Regions from separate parts of the Homo sapiens genome. Here region 2 is linked to region 1. The links are chromatin contacts, found by Hi-C or POLR2A ChIA-PET in ENCODE. All regions are on one chromosome and are shown on one strand. The core of a region is the stretch at or near the end of the contact, and the rest is flanking DNA. Distances in the headings are between cores, read along the strand shown. Region 1 holds the start of SH2B1 (SH2B adaptor protein 1). Region 2 has its middle 22 kb from the start of LAT.

Region 1 (5,047 bases), core at 1,378-3,877:
TGATCGAGAAGGGCCCAGCACAGCCAGGGGCCCACCCACCCTGCAGCTCTCAAGGGACAGGTCATGTGGCGAAATCTCCGCACCAGGGCTCAGGGGAGCCAGGATGGGTGGCGACAGGGAGCCAGAGGCCCGGGCCACCTCGGCTTCAAAGTGCTGCAGGAAGAGCTCAGCAAAACGGCGGGAGAAGGCAGCCTCGGCCCCGGGCCCCGCATATTGGGGGTGGGAGGCCAGGTAGAGGCGAAAACGGCGGGCAAAGTCCAGAGCCGCAGCCCGGGCGTGGGACTCACAGAACTCCCGCCAACTAGGGGGCGGGGGTGGGGGCAGCGGGGGAGACGAGGGGGAGGCCCCGTCCTCTGGGGAAGGGGCACCATTCATGATGGGCCCCAGGAGGTGGAGAGGGGGAGCCTGTGGGGCACAAAGAGGGAGGCAGCCAGAAGACGAGGGGTGGGCGGCAGCAGCTGCGAAAGGAAGAGAGAGGCACACACGAGGGTCACTGCTGAGGGCGCACCGGAGGCTGCATCCCACCCCCAGCCAGAGACGTCCGACCCTACTTCAGACTCCGCAGAGAGCAATGGGGAAGGGAGCCCAACACCTCCCTTCCCTCTCCCAGATCCTGGCACCCTGCAGGCCCCAGCCAACTGGCTCCCCAGCGTCTAACCTGCCCCGAGCCTGCCACATTTGCCCCCACTTTCCTTAGCTTTGGATCCAGCAGTAGAGGGCTTTGGAGCACCTTCCCCCTAAAAAAGGGAACTTTTCCAGATCACCCCCCCTCTACATCGGATCCTCCAATATTCATGTCACACTTCCCATGAGCCATTCTAGAGGCTCCCACTTGGTTATCTTACCTTTCCCTGAGAGGTTTCAAAGACCTCTCGAACAGATGAGGAAACCGAAGCTCAGAAAAGTTTCAGAACTCCAAGTCTACTGTTTTCCCCACTTCATAGTCCCTGTCCCCAGGGCCCGGCTGGGCCAGCCTCAGCCATAGCACCTCACCGCCCCAGCTCGCAGGGGGCTAGAGAGGAGCTGGGATTCTAGACCTTAGAGAGCCTGCCTCACGCATCTTAGGGTCCAACTCTTTGGAGGGGGCCGATTCATTAATGAGGATGGATGCATGATGGACCAAAACAGTAATTGTCTTGAAAGCTGACCCCAGAGTCCAGCACCCACGCACTGCGTGAAGGAGATGTGAAATAGCTACAGCCCACTTCTTTGGTATCCCTTCAGTCTGGGGCCAGAGGCCGCAGGGGCCCCAGAGGAGAAACTGGGTTGGCTCAGGTCAAGTCTTTGCTGGCCTCACGTAAACAAAACATCACAGGGAGAGCTGGGGCCCTAGGATTTTTCACCTTCCTCTTCTCCCACTGGGGAGTATGCCCTAAAGGCAGGTTAGCCTTCTGGTTAAGGCCATGGACTTGAGTCAGACCAGGGCTCAAACCACCTTATGAGCACCCAGTCCAGCCACCTTATGAGCGATGTTATCTTGAACAAATTCCACGTCCTCTCTGAGCCTCCGTTTTTCTATCTGTTAAACAAAGCTAATGATCCCTCCCCTCGAAATGTTGAGAGAATTACATGGAATGGGGTATGTCAGCGCTGAACGCAAAGTAAGCATCCGCTGAACGACTGCCATTGTTACTATCTTCATGTGGGAGAAGAATATTATTGTTCCAATTTTCTAAAATAGAAATTAGAGAAAGGAGGAGCCCTCTCAAGGTCTTACAACTAGAAAGTGGCAGAGCTGGGTGTGGAATTTACAACCCTTGGCTCTTGTTAGCGCTCCTCCCGCCACGCAATACTGGAAGGTGACAGCCCCAGGACTGGGGCCAGAGCAGCTCAGGAAAGCCTCCCCAAACCCTCAGCGACCTCAGACTCCTGTTCAAACCTACAGCCAGGCTGTAAGTCGGTGAACCCTCCCCTTCCTCCTGGGCCTCGACCCTACAAGCTCAGATGGCTCCAACCGCAGGGACAACTCCAAACCAACGAGAAACAATCAGGAGATGCAGGAGTCATGGAGCACGGGGGAACCCAGCCAAGAAGTGCAAACCAATCTCCAGCCAGCGGCCACCTCGGCTCACACAGGCCCACCCAATCCTCCGCACCGCAGACAGACCCAGCCCCCTTCAGGCCCGCTGACCCTGCGACTCCTAAGCTGGTGACTCAGTTTCTCTTCTGCCAAGCAGGACTCAGACACATTTTCCCGGTGCACCTGCCTCCTGGCTCAGTTCTGATATTTCCCGAAGGGCGGGAGGTGGAGGGTGCAGGCTCCGCTCTCGGCTCGGACCCTCCGGGCCCGGTGGTCCATATACTCCGATCCGACCCTACTCCCTGGACACCCCCCAGCCGCCCATTTTCCGGGGCCGCATCCACCTCGGGACCAGCCCTGTCTGCTGCACTCTCCGGGGCCGAGTGCCTCTCCAGCCCCCGGCCCTCCACGCCCACCCCCACCCAGGAATCCTCTCGGGCGCCAGGGCCGGGTCGCGGAGAGGGAAAAGGTACTTGAAGAGGGGGGTTCCGGTTCCGGTCCCACCTGCATCTCGGTCCCCGAGGTTAGCTCCGGCGGCGGCGGCGGCGGCGGCGGCTCCCGCTCCCTGCGCCCCCACCCACTACGCGACGAGCGCCCAGCCCGGTTCCGCGCAGGCGTCAGGACCCCCTTTCCCGTCGCTGAAGGAAGAGACCATAGAGAACAGCGGCGGGAGGGAAGGGCACCTTCATACTTACTTCCGCCATCCTCCCACTCGGCGCCGACCCCAGGAGACCGAAGACGGTGTGAATCTCGTAGGGCTTCAGTGCCTTCTCCAGTTGCACCTAAAAGCGACCACAGACGCAGCGGGGGAAGTGCTTGGATCCCACCAGAGCGTCCTCCCGGAGGAAATTCGGGACAAAGGGGCGATGTCGACCATAGAGAACCGGCCTTAGGGGATAGAGTCCCAGGGCCCGGCTGAGGGCTAGAGTAGCCGCCGAGCACCGGAAACCAGCGAGATGATGAGGCTGTGTGAACGGCCCGCTGCAGCCTAGAGCGCCGGCCCCGCTGTGGAGGGGCACGCGGACAACGCCACCAAGGAGCTGAGCGAGGAAAGAAGCGGGTGACCTTGGGGAGGCCCTGCGGGGAGGCGGAGCCTGAACTTACGACCTTGGTTTATCTGAGGAAAGGGGCAGGCGGTCCAGGAGTTTGCATCTCTGAGGCTGGAGATGAAGATGGTGGTAGTGGTGGGGGAGGGGGTGGGTAGAAATAATGAGGTCAGGGCCGGGCGCAGTGGCTCATGCCTGTAATCCCAGCACTTCGGAAGGCCGAGGCAGGTGGATCACCTGAGGTCAGGAGTTCGAGACCAGCCTGGCCAACATGGTGAAACCCCGTCTCTACTAAAAATACAAAAATTAGCCGGGCATGGTGGCGCGCGCCTGTAGTCCCAGTCCCTCCGGAGGCAGAGGCAAGAGAATAGCTTGAATCCGGAAGGCAGAGATTGCGGTGAGCCGAGATGGCGCCACGGCACTCCAGCCCAGGCAACAGAACTAGAATCCCTATTTTAAAAATAGAAAAAAAAAAAATGAGGTCAGGGCCGGGAGCGCTGGCTCACGCCTGTAATCCCAGCCCTTTGGGAGGCCGAGGCGGGCGGATGGCTTGAGGTCAGGAGTTTGAGACCAGCCTGACCAACATGGTGAAACCCCGTCTGTACTAAAAATACAAAAAATTTAGCCGGGCGTGGTGGCAGGCGCCTGTAATCCCAGCCCCTTGGGAGACCGAGGCAGGAGAACAGCTTGAACCCGGGAGGCAGAGGTTGCGGTGAGCCGAGATGGCGCCACGGCACTCCAGCGCGGGCAACAGAGCTAGACTCCCTATCAAAAAAAAAAAAAAAAAAAAAGAATTGAGGTCAAGGCCGGACGCAGTGGCTCACGCCTGTAATCCCAGCACTTTGGGAGGCCGAGGCGGGCGGATCACTTGAGGTCAGGAGTTTGAGACCAGCCTGACCAACATGGTGAAACCCCATCTGCAATAAAAATACAAAAATTTTAGCCGGGCTTGGTGGCAGGCGCCTGTACTCCCAGCTACTTGAGAGGAGGCTGAGGCAGAAGAATCACTTGAACCCCAGAGTCGGAAGTTGCAGTGAGCCAAGACTGCGCCACTGCAATCCAGCCTGGGCAAAAGAGCGAGACTCCATCTCAAAAATAATAACAATAATAATAATGAGGTCAATTCCAGACGTGCTTTTGGGACGTCTGTGGGCATATAGTCTGGAGCTAAGAAGAGACATCAAGGCCAGTTAGAGAAATCGAGAACAATTAAAGTACGGAGGGTAGTTGAAAGCATGAGCACAGTGAGATCCTCCACCCATCCAGTGTCTGATTGACCCGGCTCCAGCTGGCCTAAACAGTAAAGGAAGCTATGGCCCAAGTAATCGAAAAGTCCAGAGCGGACAGATTCAGACAGGTGAACACAGGGGCCAGAAGATATCAGGAACCTGTGGCTCACCATCTCTGGTTCTGCCTTCCCTATGCATTTGGCTTCACCCTCAGGCAGGCTCTCCTCTCTTAGTGGCAAAATAGCTTCTTGTAGCTCCAAGCTTAAACCCTAATAGCTTAGCAACTCTCCTAGAAGGAGCATGCCTCTTTTCTGAGATTCCCAATGAAATTTCCAGAACTGAGTAGCTGATTGGATCAAGTGCCCATCCTGGAACTCGAAGACAAATAAATAACCCAAGAGGGGAAGACGGATAAATCCTGACTCACCTAAGAATGTTCAAGGCCGGGCACAGTGGCTCACGCCTGTAATCCCAGCACTTTGGGAGGCCGAGACAGGCGGATCATGAGGTCAGGAGATCAAGACCATCCTGGCTAACACGGTGAAACCCCATCTCTGCTAAAAATACAAAAAAAATTAGCCAGGCGTGGTGGCGGGTGCCTGTAGTCCCAGCTACTGGGGAGGCTGAGGCAGGAGAATGGCGTGAACCTGGGAGGCAGAGCTTGCAGTGAGCCGAGATCGCACCACTGCACTCCAGCCTGGGCGACAGAGCGAGACTCCGTCTCAAAAAAAAAAATGTTCTAAGATGGCCGG
Region 2 (4,586 bases), core at 349-2,848, 140 kb before region 1:
GAGGACCCCTGATGCCAGGCCAGAGCCTCCCCTCCTCTCAGCCCCTTGCCAGCCCCCACTGGCCTCACCTTCAGACATCTGCTGGAGGGCACTCTCCCTCCGCCCCTTGTTAGCCCAAGCCCCACCTCTGCCCTGGCTGCTGGATTTGCCCCTCACCCCAAGCCCGTGAGGGAGGTGGGTTCACATCTGAGGCCCACAGAGGGTACAGAACCTCCCCCATGCCACTGCCTTTGTATGTCCCAGGGCCAGGAGGAGGGCGCAGTGGATTCTGGGCTCCCACCCCCAGCCCCAGCCCCCGCACACCCGCGTTATCTCTCAGCAGCAGCCACTGAGCCTCCCAATATCTCTCTGATCCCCCAAATTTCCGGTTCCCCAAAGACAACTCAGGATGTGGGGAGGGAGGGGCAGGGAGAGGAGGAGGGAGACAGAGAAGAGAGAGATCGCAGCAAGAGACAGTGAGCCACACAGAGACCAGAAGGAGAATCTCCAAGACAGAGACCAAAACTAGGGCAGAGACGCAGAGACAGATGAGAGAGACAGAGCAGTTCCCAAAGAGCGAGAAAGAGAGAGACAGACAGACAGACAGAGGAAGAGCGCTGGAGAGACATAAACAGACTAGAGACAGAGTCAGAGCCAAAGGGGCGCGGTGACCCCAAGACACACAGTGACAAAGACACAGGGAGACAGGGGCAGAAGTGGAGAGACTGAGGGCCAGGCAGACACAAAAGCGGAGATGGAATAGGGAGAGGGGAGGCTTGGGGTGAGAGATGTTGGGGGTACCCGGAAACAGAAAGTAGGTTGGTGAGCTTGAGAGCCAGACGGGTGATGGGGAAACATGCACAGGGGCCTCCCAGGTACACGAGGGGGCGAGGGGGAGGGAGGCAGGGACAGAGACCCCCAGTGTGTAGGTAGCAGGCCAGAGACCCCATCCCTGTCTTTTTCTTTCTTTCTTTTTTTTTTTTTTTTGAGATGGAGTCTCGCTCTGTCACCCAGGCTGGAGTGCAATGGCGCGATCTGCGCTCACTGCAACCTCCGCCTCCCAGGTTCAAGTGATTCTCCTGCCTCAGCCTCCCGAGTAGCTGGGATTACTGGTGCCGGCCACCACACCCGGCTAATTTTTGTATTCTTAGTAGAGACAGGGTTTCACCATGTTGGCCAGGCTGGTTTCAAACTCTTGACCTCAAGTGTTCTGCCCACCTCAGCCTCTCAAAGTGCTGAGATTACAGGCGTGAGCCACCCACGCCCGGCCTCCCTCCCTGTCTTTCTCAGGGATCCAAGGACCTTCCCAGCCCGCTCAGGGCCACAGATACTCCAAGCGTCCACCCATCAGGCTTATATAACCCTTGGCTTAAGCCCAGCCCTGGAGCACCCCCACAGCCCCAGAGCCAGCAGCCCCAGGGAGAATCCCAGCAGTGAGGTGTGCTCAGAAGGGCTGCCACTGCCCACCACGCTCCTTGTTTATGAAAGGGTGATAAGGAGAAGAACTCCCACAAGGGTCACAGTAAGAACCGAGTGTCTCTACAGCAATGGCACCTTGCCCAGCAGATGGTAGGTGCCTGGAGATGGGGCCTTGTTGATGAAGGCTGGTGCTCCCACAGCATCCTGTCTAGATGAGTCAGGATGCTTTCATCTGCAAATGACAGAAACCCAGATGAAGCTGAGCCAAGCCAAAGAGGCGTGCTTATTAACTCCTGCAGCTGAACAGTTCATGGGTGGATCCAGCTTCAGGAACAAGTGGATCCAGGACCTCTGTATTAGCGTTCACTAGTGAGACAGGACTAATAGGATAGATAAATATTTGAAGGGGAATTTATTAGGAGAATTGACTCACACGATAACAAGTGAAGTCCCACAATAGGCCATCTGCAAGCTGAGGAGCTGGGAAGCCAGTCCAAGCCCCAAAACCTCAAAATTAGGGAAGCTGACAGTGCAGCCTTCAGTCTGTGGCTGAAGGCCCAAGAACCCCTGGCAAACTACTGGTGTAAGTCCAAGAGTCCAAAAGCTGAAGAACTTGGAGTTCAATATTTGGGGGCAGGAAGCACAGGGGAAAGATGAAGGCCAAAAGACTCAGCAAGTCTGCTCTTTCCAACTTCTTCTGCCTGCTTTTATTTATTTATTTATTTTGAGACAGAGTCTCGCTCTGTCACCCAGGCTGGAGTGCAATGATGCCATCTAGGCTCCGCCTCCCAGGTTCAAGCGATTATCCTGCCTCAGCCTCCCGAGTAGCTGGGATTGCAGGCACCCACCACCACACCTGGCTGATTTTTGTATTTTTAGTAGAGACCAGGTTTCACCATGTTGGCCAGACTGGTCTCGAACTCCTGACCTCAGGTGATCCCACCCGCCTCGGCCTCCCAAAGTGCTGGGATTGCAGGCATGCACCCAGCCCTGCCTACTTTATCCTAGCCACACTGGCAGCTAATTAGATGGTGCCTACCCAGATTGAGGGTGGGTCTGTCTCTCTCAGTCCACTGACTCAAATATTAATCTCCTTTGGCAACACCTTCACAGACACACCCAGGATCAATACTTTGCATCCTTCGATCCAATCAAGGTGACACTCAATATTAACTATCACAAGTCCACCCCTTGTCAATTTGAACCCATATACATCTCCTGAAATCATACATAATTTTCAAATAAAGACAATAATAGGCTGGGCGCAGTGGCTCAGGCCTGTAATCCCAGCACTTTGGGAGGTTGAGGCGGGCAGATCACCTGAGGTCAGGAGTTCTAGACCAGCCTGGCCAACATGGCAAAATCCCGTCTCTACTAAAAATACAAAAATTTCCTGGGCATGGTGGTGTGTGCCTGTAATCCCAGCCACTCGGGAGGCTGAGGCAGGAGAATGGCTTGAACCCAGAAGGCAGAGGTTGCAGTGAGCCGAGATCACACCACTGCACTCCAGCCTGGGGGATAGAACGAGGCTCTGTCTCCAAAAAAACAAAGTTTATAATTACACCTAACATAATACAGCTATCCTTCATACAACCGGAAGCACACCAATCCTTAACCTAAATGCTATTACGTAAAGTTAACAGCACATAAATGCTGATATGAGGTCAATAAATCTTATGTCACATGATAAAGGAAATAAAATGAAGATATTTTCTTAGTGTGTACATGCACAAACATATTCTCAACAAAATAACGAGGAAATACTCATGACAGTTACAGTCCTCGTTTCTGCAACTGGTCATGTGGTCATAGCTGGTATTGATGACTACCTTCTTCTACTACCCATTCTGTATTCCCTTTGTCTTTCACAAGTACCTCAGCAGGTTGCGGTTTTTTTTACCTGGTGGAGTGACCCAAACCTTCATTCCTGAAGGGTCTGGACTATTTGTAGTCCTGCCTGAATTGGGCTATTGTAGTTTCCCACTGAATTTAATCACAGATCATGGTACTATTAAGAGACGCCCTACGGGATCTCCTGTATTCCATGCATACTCTTCCTTACCTCTATTGTGGAGTAGTAGACTGATTTCATCTTGATAGTCCAGTCAATCACCCCAGCCAACATTGTAACTCCCTTCTTCTTAGCATGTTAACTCAAAGGTAGGAGAAGCCTGAAGTGTCCGGGTGGCAATCTTAACTTTCAGTTTAATGGAATCGTTGTGTCTCCTGGTGGCAGTGTTCCTCCCTCTGGAACTAAGACCTCTAGGCCAGCAGAACATAATGTCGTGGGAACAGGAAGCAAAAATGTTGCTCGTGGATCACTAGGGTTGATGGTGAGTGGTGCCACTTCCACTTCCACCCCTGGATTCCTGGACTGGTGAATCCTGGCGATGGGAGAAAGAGTACCATGTATTGGATGCTGATTCAGAGCATATGTGGCCTTCTGGAGAAATTTGCCCCAGCCCTGCAAAGTATTGTCACTTAGTTGGCATTGTAATTGTGACTTCAAAGGCCATTCCACCGTTCTATCAATCCAGCTACTTCAGGATAATGGGGAACATGGTAAGACCAGTGAATTCCATGAGCAGGAGCTAACCACTGGAATTCTTTAGCCATAAAGTGAGTGCCTTGGTCTGAGGCAATGCTGTGTGGAATACCATGATGGTGGATGAGGCATTCCATGAGTCCACAGATGGTAGTCTTAGCAGAAGCATCACATGCAGGACAGGCAAACCAATATCCAGAGTAAGTGTCTATTCCAGTGAAGACAAACCTCTGCCTTTTCCATGATGGAAGAACCCCAATATAATCAACCTGCCACCAAGTAGCTGACTGGTCACCCCAAGGAATGGTGCCGATCAAGGGCTCAGTGTTGGTCTCTGCTGCTGGCAAATTGGGCACTGGGCAGTGGCCGTAGCCAGGTCAGTCTTGGGGAGTGGAAGTCCATGTTGCTGAGCCCATGCGTAACCTCCATCCCTGCCACCATGGTCATTTTGTTTATGCGCCCGTTGGGAGATGACAGGGGTGGCTTGGGAAAGACGCTGAGTGGTATCCACAGAACAAGTCATCCTATTCACCTGATTATTAAAATCCTCCTCTGCTGAGCAGGAGGGTTACAAATATCTTCACAGTTTTTGACCCCTCAGAGAGGTCTATCCACATACCTCTTCCCCAAATTTCTTTATTAC

What was found. Hi-C counts contacts between places; a loop is a spot of excess contacts on that map. ChIA-PET counts read pairs that join two places held with the same protein, here RNA polymerase II (POLR2A). Pooled maps may share reads with other maps.
Region 2: a loop to region 1 is called in a pooled map, with 3 times the contacts of the local background. The contact joins the enhancer-like site here to the promoter of SH2B1 in region 1. A Hi-C loop is called at or near these places in 4 of 50 pooled maps. POLR2A ChIA-PET finds 5 or more read pairs at or near these places in 2 of 52 experiments (H1 and naive thymus-derived CD8-positive, alpha-beta T cell).

Annotation. Positions count from the first base shown.
Region 1 is chr16:28,861,423-28,866,469 of GRCh38, reverse strand. It overlaps SH2B1 (SH2B adaptor protein 1), which reads right to left and starts at 2,627. Exons shown (of 8, transcript NM_001387430.1): 1 at 1-2,627. The coding sequence starts at 375. RefSeq lists a silencer at 2,413-2,572 and enhancers at 2,683-3,042, 2,685-3,190, 2,908-3,202, 3,483-3,552.
Region 2 is chr16:29,005,208-29,009,793 of GRCh38, reverse strand. No RefSeq gene overlaps it. Among named protein-coding and RNA genes, the nearest start is that of LAT, 22 kb to the right of the region's middle. Within about 2 kb of position 1,598, at least 3 of the 41 ENCODE cell types and tissues checked have a DNase peak (open chromatin) inside an H3K27ac peak, as active enhancers do.